Linked DNA regions of Homo sapiens: regions 1 and 3 are each linked to region 2. The links are chromatin contacts, found by Hi-C or POLR2A ChIA-PET in ENCODE. All regions are on one chromosome and are shown on one strand. The core of a region is the stretch at or near the end of the contact, and the rest is flanking DNA. Distances in the headings are between cores, read along the strand shown.

Region 1 (2,700 bases), core at 46-2,545, 360 kb after region 2:
ATTTTTAAAGAATTCTATTTTATATTATTTATCCAAGAAGATTAGAAAGACTATTATTTGTATTTTATAATTCACTAGTTACATTAAACAATTTTTTTTTCAGTACCTAATATGCCAAAGAACTGAGTTGAGACAACAACAAAATGAAGCATACTTTCCTCCTTTGGAGCAGAGAGTAGATAGTATATTTTCCTGATTCTAAGACTTTGTGTTCCTGTTTGAACATGTCTCAAACCAGGATTGGTCTTTTAGTTAATGAATACATTTGAAAGAGTATTATTAATCATTCATGCATCTTACATTTGACTCCAGTCTTCTACTGTCCCTGATGATCTAGAAGCAGAAATCAGAAAGCCAATGCCACTTCATGCTATGGGGATGTTCCAAATCCTATCAGGGACAAAAGAATGGGTGAGCTAGGTCTTGAGAGAATCCTGCTCTGCATGAGTTATTTCTATGGCTGCTGCATTCTAAATGACTAAGCATTTCTGACCCTGAAGAACCTGGCATGTGTCCTTATGACCCCACGTGAGAGGATTATAGAGAAAGGCATTAATTTGACTGGGATATCAGGAAAGATTTAAAGATACTGGAGCTGTCAGATTATTTTTATAAAAGCATTGTTTTGCTTCCATTATTTCTTTGTTCAAAAAATATCAAATATCCAGCCTGAGCAACATAGTGAGACCCCTATCTCAACAAATAAATAAACAAATAAATAAATAAGCCTGGCATGATGTTGCATGCTTGTAGTCCCAGCTACTTGGGAGGCAGAGGCAAGAGGATTGCTTGAGCCTGAGAGGTTGAGGCTACAGTGAGCAATGATCATGCCACTGAGAACTGAATTTTTAATTATATTTAATTTTAATCAATTAAATTTAAATTTAAAAAGGGAAACTGATTTTCTATATTGCTGCATATTTGAATGATAACATTGTTTATATATTGGGTTAAATAAAATATTTTATTAAAATTTATTTCACCTCTTTCTCTTTAAGGTAGAGACTACAATATTTTTAATGATACATATGGTTTGCATTATGTTTTTCTTAGACAATGCTAGTCTAAGGACAATAAAAAAGCCTGCTTTTCTTGACATTCTACACTTCAAATAAAACATTCCCTTTCCTCCAGATTTCCTCCCTGTTATAAAAGACTTTTGGTTGCAAGTGACAGAAGTTTAATTCAAACTGGTTATAGAAAAAAGAAAGAATTTATTGGCTTAGTTAATGAAAACAAGCTGAAGAGGGATTCAGGCATAGTTGGAGTCACAGACTCTGATGATGTCATCAGAACCCTCTTCCTCTTCTCACTTTCCCTCAGGTCTGCTTTCCTCTCTGTTGGCTTCATTCTTTTACTGGTTTTCTCCTCACAGTAGTCCCCAGTTTTAGGCTTATATAATTCTTACAGCTAGCCAATCCCAGCAAAAGCAGAACTTAAAATTTCCATAAGTAAGTCTTATTGGCTGGCTTGAATTACACGCTCCTCTTTGAACCAATCACTGTGTCAAAGGAAAACAATTAAACTTATTTCCCAGACATTGGTCATATGCTTACACCAATGTTGGTGTAGGAGGAAATTGATGCCACTCACCTCACATGCAGTGATACCAAAGAAGGGCCTGTTCCTCAGAGGAAAATCGTGACAACTTGTCACCAGAAGAAAGAGAATCATTAATGGGTAGGAAAAAACACAGACACCCAAAAAAGCTGATTGTTCACACTAGAAGTTTTTTCTTCTTCTTCTTCGGAAGACATATAAGACGCCTGGTCAACATAATGAAACCCCATCTCTACTAAAATACAAAAATTAACCAGGCGTGGTGGTGGGCGCCTGTAATCCCAGCTACTCGGGAGGCTGAGGCAGGAAGATCGCTTGAACCCAGGAGGTGGAGGTTGCAGTTAGCCAAGGTCGCGCCATTGCACTCTAGCCTAGGCTACAAGAGTGAAACTCAATCTCAAAAAAAAAAAAAAAAAAAAAAAAGACACTGTTCCTTACAACACCCTCCATTTTCTGAAGCCCCTTTCTCTCTGGCTTCATCTGTTGTGCTCCTTCACCACCCCATTCCCAACCCTTCCAGTTTATGCCTCCCAAATAGGATACTACATGTAGCTCCGTGAATATGATTCTGTTTCTCTGACTTTCATGCCTTTTCCAATTTGTCCCCTCCCCTTTCAAACACCCATGAAGTCCTACTCATCCTCAAGTGTCAATTCAATCATTACACTTTCTGAGCCAATTCTTGATTTGGCTAGCCTAGGACATGTTCTGTAACTCTCCTTTGCGTTTCCCCTGAAACGGTACACCTTCTAGCAGATCAGTTTCCAATTCAAGTGTATAATTTAATTGTATGACGGGACTAATGTATATTTTTTTTAACCTTGCTTTTCCCCCTTTAGAACCTTGCTTTCTTGCTCAGGCTGGACCTGAACTCCTGGGTTCAAGTGATCCCCCTGCTTCAGCTTCCCGAGTAGCTAGGACTACAGGTACACACCACTGTGCCCAGCGAGGGCTAATGTAAATCTTGAGCAATGTCTGCTTGAAGTGGTATATTTTAAATGATCGATTTCATATAGTTTAATGAAGGGAGTATTTAGAGGTGTTGCCATGATTAGTAGTAAATGAGGTATGGCAGAGATGAGCAATGGTGGAAATTGCTAATTGGATTACCACCCCTAGACCTGAAAGGCAAGGAAGAAT
Region 2 (2,766 bases), core at 32-2,531:
CTTTTTAATCTGCAAAATGAGAAAAATCTTAAATAATAACAACCTCAGAGGATTACTATATGCATTTGATGCATAAAGGTACTTAGTGTAATACCTGCCTGCCACATCACAAGAACTCAACAAATTATAGATATTTTTATTTCATGTAAATGCACATGTTTGTATACATAAATATTCATACATGTATAAATATATTTTACACATGTATATAAAGTGTGTAATATAGACACATATGTATGTATATATGTATGTGTATATATACATACATATATTTTGAGTTCCTGAGTTTTTAAGCTGTCAGATATTGGTGAGGAGAAATGCTTAGTTAGGAGGATGCCTGTAACAGAGCTTCTTTTTGGGCTTCTGCCTGTCATTGCTAACTCAATATTCAACTTACATAGCATTTAAATTGAATTACTGCTGCCTGCACAATTATGGGCTTTCTTAGTATAATCCCTATGCTTCACATCAAGAAGACTGAGTGTTTACTTGAATCTAAACCTAATATAATGCTTGGAAAAAGCCAGGTGTGCTTCCTGTCTGAAATGGTGGTAATGTACTTCCAGATGTTTTTCAGAGCATTGATTGGGATATATAAATTGCCATCTATTAAGGTTATTTTACTTAGCATCTCTCTCCCTAATCCCTAGCTATCTGATGTATCTTTTATGTGTTTCTTGATTTTAAGCACAGAAAATAAAATGGAAAATAACTTGAAGCTCTAGTATCTTTTTGCTAGTACACCAACATAGCATATATCCAGGTTTCCCTTTAAAATTTCAGTTTTATAGTTCCCTCAAAGTTATTGAAAACAGAGGTTTCGTTATTATATTCTCAATACAGAATTCACTAAGAAAATTAATTTTAAAAAAGAAGAAAAGCAGAGGCAACTGTATTCCCAATATAAGCAGTATTTACCACTTCTTATTGTGTAAATATGCAAATAAAATGAAAATAAGGAATGCTTCTCTGTTGCTTTGGTAGTGGATAAAATAAGTTCAACAGTGTTTTTCTAAAAATCTATTTGGTAAATGTGTTTCCTGTGAAATGAGTTACTTGTTTTTTGTCATTCAATTGCAAAACTGCATGTGAAAATAAAATAAATGTGAATGTGAAAATAAAAGCCTCACAAAAATTCCTCTGCATGAACATCTCTGACTGGGAGGTTTGACTGAATAAATTATTCCTGGGCTTTTGAATTATTAATCTTGGCTGCAGGATATGCAAATAGGATATGCAAATAGGACACTGTAATAACCATGTCCAGTGGCACAACACTGGGTCAGAAGCTATATCCAGCTGCTGGCAGAGTTCCTGTCAAGGGATCAAGTCTTCCAACAGAATGGTAAGCTACATGGCAAATTGTGCCTCTCAGTGTATAAAGTAAGGCCAGATTTCCTTCTAAAGGTGACCTGTGAGCAATTAAGGTTTTCAGTATTAAGTGTTTAAATTAATTCTTTATAAATAGATGTAAAACAGCAAAATAATTGAAAAAAAAAAGTCATTTTTATCTCTACGTTTATTTTTCAACAAATTAACTGTCTTCTTTTAGTTGTCAAATACTAATTTTATTTTATGTAAAAGGATTTATTATATTTGCTAACATCTCAACAACTTATATTTCAACAAAATAGTAATTGGATTTACCTAAATAAATATAACTACTTATGGGGAAAAATTAAAGTTCCTAAATGATTTGAAACAATCATGTATTTGATACATACACACACACACACACACACACACACACACACATATACATACATATATATATATATATATATATTTTTTTTTTTTTTTTTTTTTTTTAAGACAGAGTTTCACTCTTGTCACCCAGGCTAGAGTGTCTGAGTGCCAGAGTGACACATTTACAGCATGTGTTGGCTCACTGCAACCTCCGCCTCTGGGGTTCAAGCAATTCTCCTGCCTCAGCCTGCAGAGTAGCTAGGATTACAAGCGCCCACCACCACGCCCGGCTATTTTTTTTGGATTTTTTAGTAGAGATGGAGTTTCACCATGTTGGTCAGGTTGGTCTCAAACTCCTGACCTCAGGTGATCCACTCATCTCGGCCTCTCCAAGTGTTGGGATTCCAGGCATGAGCCACTGTGCTGGGGCATAATATTTTTATGTTTAGAAAATAATGTATTTGGGGGAATTTTCAGGCATCCTAAAAATTAAATTTAACATTTATGTGTGTAAAAATGATATTACCCAATAATTAATTTACTTAGGAAAAATGAAAAATTGCAGAAACCATTTCTATTCTACCTTCCATAACTTTTCAAAATGTGTGTGGTATTCTTAAAGAAGTTAATACACAATTTGTGCCATACTATTACTTTTTAATACCTTAATTTCTGGTGTAATGTATGGAATACATAAAAATAAAGTTACAAATGTTAAATTATTATATCTTTTCAGTGTGAATATATATTTTTGCTCAAATTATTTAGTAATCAAAAAAGTAATTTGTTAAAAAAAATTCTCATGTTACCATGTAAATTTGCCTTAAGGTAGCACTTAAAAGTAAACATTTTACAAATGTTATTTGTTTAATTGTGATGACTATAAAAACAAACAATTAAAAAGCTAAGAAACTATCACATATATATTTTAAAGTAAATTTCAAAAATGCAGATTTTCAAAAGGCTGAATATATTTAAAGTAAAAAACATTTTCAAGTTAAGTATTATTGGTCTGCTTATGTGAGTAAATTAGATATTGCTTCTAGTTCAATAATTCTAACAGTTTTAGATATATTTTTG
Region 3 (2,910 bases), core at 81-2,580, 400 kb after region 2:
GTTTGCTTAAACTGTGTGGGTACTTGAGTCCTTTTAAACGATTAACGCTGGGAAGAGGCACCATTTAATTAATTAATTTGTTCTGGAAGGGATCAGTGTACAATTTTAACTCAGTGCTTTGTGGATCTAGCTAAAGGTCAAGAACTAAAGTCGGCTATTAGTGCCTCTGGAAGATATTTCTGCACTTTAGCACCTTTCTGATGTTTTTCCTTCACCTCGAGCTGGCCTCACTCTCTTCAACAAAACCGAACCTGCAGGAAGAATGTTGTACCATATCCAGCATTTTTGTCCCAACAAACATGGGACAAACGTTTTTCACTAGAATCATCCTTGAACAAGTTATCCGAATTCCTTACATTCAAAGGAAATCCTGCCCCCAGTCTCCAAAACTTCATCACATCACAGACGTTCAGGATTCTTTCCATTCAAAGCAAAGCCAAGTTACATCTTATAGCACCCAGTGAATTATGATATGGGGCTGCGGTTTATTTGCTCTGGCGACAATATGGCTTACTTGCCGTGGAATATCCCGGTATTTCAGAAGTAACATATTATTTTTAAAGAGGGAGCTTTGCTTTCTCTAAATCACATGGTGCAAAGTTGGGAATACAGTGGCCTGTAAATTACAAATATTATTTACAAACTAGAAGGAAAGCTGACATGTGTTTGTGCCTGTGTGACAGTTTCACTAAGGAATTCCAAAACTGTGGATAGCCTGTTACTTGAGAAAAATACACGGTGGCAGTCTTGCAGATGTTTTTCCCGCCTGTTAGCCCTCCAGGTTCAAAAACTGTTTGGTGCATTTTAAGGCGGCAGTCTCACCAGATCGCAGGATTCTAGTCTAATTGGCTTCTAACCTTCAATCTAACCTTGCCGGCTTCCTTGCAAAGCCCGGTGCAAGGGCCTCTTTCAAAATGAACCCACTGGTGTGCCTAGCAGTCGGTAGAAGAAGCGGGAGGGCGTCCGGTCTGCACGCCCGCCGCGAGGTTACAATGCTGAACGCATGAGATGGAAGATACCAACGGGAGGCCGAGGGGATCCACGGCGCCCGCGCGGGCTCCGGCTTCCTCCTGCTCTCGGCGCCGCTGGGCGACCGCCCATGACCCGCTCTTGCGGGCTCTGTCCGGTTGACAGGCGACCCTGTGGCCCGGGGAAGCGCGGGAGGGCGCCGGCGGAAAGTTGAAGAGCGTTTTTCTCGCCGCCGCGTGCATTAGGAGCTCGACGAGTCCGCCCTGGGCTTCCTGGTGGGGCTGGGCGGGCGGGGGAGGGGCCGCGCAGCAGCAGCGGAAGCCAGACCTCGGCGATAAGAGGCTGCACAGCGACATGCAACAGTCTTTTCACTGCAGCTGAATGAGTTGTGGCGCCCACAATGCTCCCATGACAAGGAGCTGACAAGTTCCATTTTCCGTCGCGGGCATCTTGGAATCATGACTCCCACAATGCCTTGGGCACTTGGTCGACAGTGGGGCCGCCTCTGAAAAAAAAATGTGAGAGGTAAGTTTCCATTTTCACAGTTTCCCCGCGCCGCTTCATTGTTCGGACTCCGGCGGGTCTGCCCGTGGCTGAAGGAGGAAGTGCGAGGAGGTGCTCGCCGGCCGCGGTTCTCCCGGGCAGGGGCGGGCCGCTCGCGGTAGTTGGTTTCGCGTCCCTCAGCACCTCCTGCCCGGGGGAAGGCGGGAGGGTGAGCCGCAGCCGCTCCTGCGCCCTTCCCTGCCGCGGGCTCTGCGGACGCTGTCACGGCACAGCCCGCGCACGGCTTGGCAGCCCAGCGGGACCCAGGGAGAAACAGGGGGGCGAGAAGAGAAACAGGTGCGTGCAAGTGTACTCACAACTTAATGACCTTTGTCGGGGGAAGGTGTGAGTCCCTCTGAGTCGAGCGGCGCGCGGGTCTTCCCGGCGGCTCCCGCATCCCTGGCCCCGGGGCTGCCATCCCGCCCGGTTTTCATCTGGGCCAAATATGTGCACGCAAAGGTTAATTCTCTGCTTGCTACCCATAAATTACGCATGACATGTTTAGCTGGGCTGCCTTATATGGAGAGTGCTGTATTTCAGGCCAGTTTGCCTTTTGCCAAGTTTACAGGGCGGAAGACGCCCTGTAGGAGAGGGCTGCCTCCTCCTTTTCTTCTTCTTCTTTTTTTTTTCATCGTTTTGTAGTGCGTCACTCAAAAACTGTAAGAAAAGTAAGTATAGAAGCTCTTTGGGTGGAGCCGCAGTTGGTTGAATTGCTTTCATGAAAGGTTGAAAAGAATGAAAAGTAGTTAGTACTTGGGTTCTGGTTTTTAGACAAAAGCAGGACAAATATGTAGCCACCCCCCAACTTTTTTTTTTTTTTTTAAACGGAGCCGGAATCTGTTATTGGTAGTAATGTGTCATGTGAGAATACTTTGATTCCAGAGCCTGTAACACGAGCAGGTATATGGTGGCGCTTATGCCTTCCCCTCGCACAGCACTTTACAACTACAGGGGTGTTGCTGCCAGAGTAATATTGTATTCTTAAGGCTCTCTGGGGCCGGGAGAGTATGCGGCTGTTGGGATTCTGGGGTGTATTTCCGTGGAGTATGTCTCCCCAGGATTAAAGTTAAGAAGCTGCCGGAAAGGTTGTTGCCGCTGACTTCACTTTGTGTGCCCACCAGCACAGGCACAAGTCATAGCAGATGGATGGCAAACTCTGCCATATACTCTGAGGAGTTTCTTAAATTAATACGCTAGGAGAGAAGTCATAATTAATGCTTTTAGACTTTCGAGCCCTCTGCAGCGTGCTTTGAAATACTACACCGGTGGACACTATGTCCCTTCCTCCTGGGTTTGAACACAGTGTCTGTTTATACACAGAGGGTGTTTAGTACCTAAGTATTCTATACCAGCACAAGAGAGCCACTCCACAGTTATCTCTCTGTGTGGATTCCTAAG

The links. Hi-C counts contacts between places; a loop is a spot of excess contacts on that map. ChIA-PET counts read pairs that join two places held with the same protein, here RNA polymerase II (POLR2A). Pooled maps may share reads with other maps.
Region 1: a loop to region 2 is called in a map with no recorded cell type, with 2.8 times the contacts of the local background. The contact joins the enhancer-like site here to the promoter of SUCNR1 in region 2. A Hi-C loop is called at or near these places in 11 of 37 single-sample maps with no recorded cell type and 4 of 50 pooled maps. POLR2A ChIA-PET finds 5 or more read pairs at or near these places in 1 of 52 experiments (activated CD4-positive, alpha-beta T cell).
Region 3: a map with no recorded cell type shows a loop between it and region 2 (8-fold over the local background). The contact joins the promoter of MBNL1 here to the promoter of SUCNR1 in region 2. A Hi-C loop is called at or near these places in 9 of 37 single-sample maps with no recorded cell type and 2 of 50 pooled maps.

What each region holds. Positions count from the first base shown.
Region 1 is chr3:152,235,641-152,238,340 of GRCh38, forward strand. No RefSeq gene overlaps it. Among named protein-coding and RNA genes, the nearest start is that of LINC02917, 32 kb to the left of the region's middle. Within about 2 kb of position 1,296, at least 3 of the 41 ENCODE cell types and tissues checked have a DNase peak (open chromatin) inside an H3K27ac peak, as active enhancers do.
Region 2 is chr3:151,872,362-151,875,127 of GRCh38, forward strand. It overlaps SUCNR1 (succinate receptor 1), which reads left to right and starts at 1,282. Exons shown (of 3, transcript NM_033050.6): 1 at 1,282-1,345. The region is part of intron 1 of AADACL2-AS1 (AADACL2 antisense RNA 1); the gene reads right to left.
Region 3 is chr3:152,267,599-152,270,508 of GRCh38, forward strand. MBNL1 (muscleblind like splicing regulator 1) reads left to right here and starts at 1,331. Exons shown (of 10, transcript NM_021038.5): 1 at 1,331-1,494. It overlaps MBNL1-AS1 (MBNL1 antisense RNA 1), which reads right to left and starts at 2,028. Exons shown (of 2, transcript NR_027038.1): 1 at 1,830-2,028; 2 at 1-1,474. RefSeq lists enhancers at 534-1,376, 819-918, 1,377-2,218 and silencers at 1,109-1,168, 1,219-1,268, 1,669-1,778.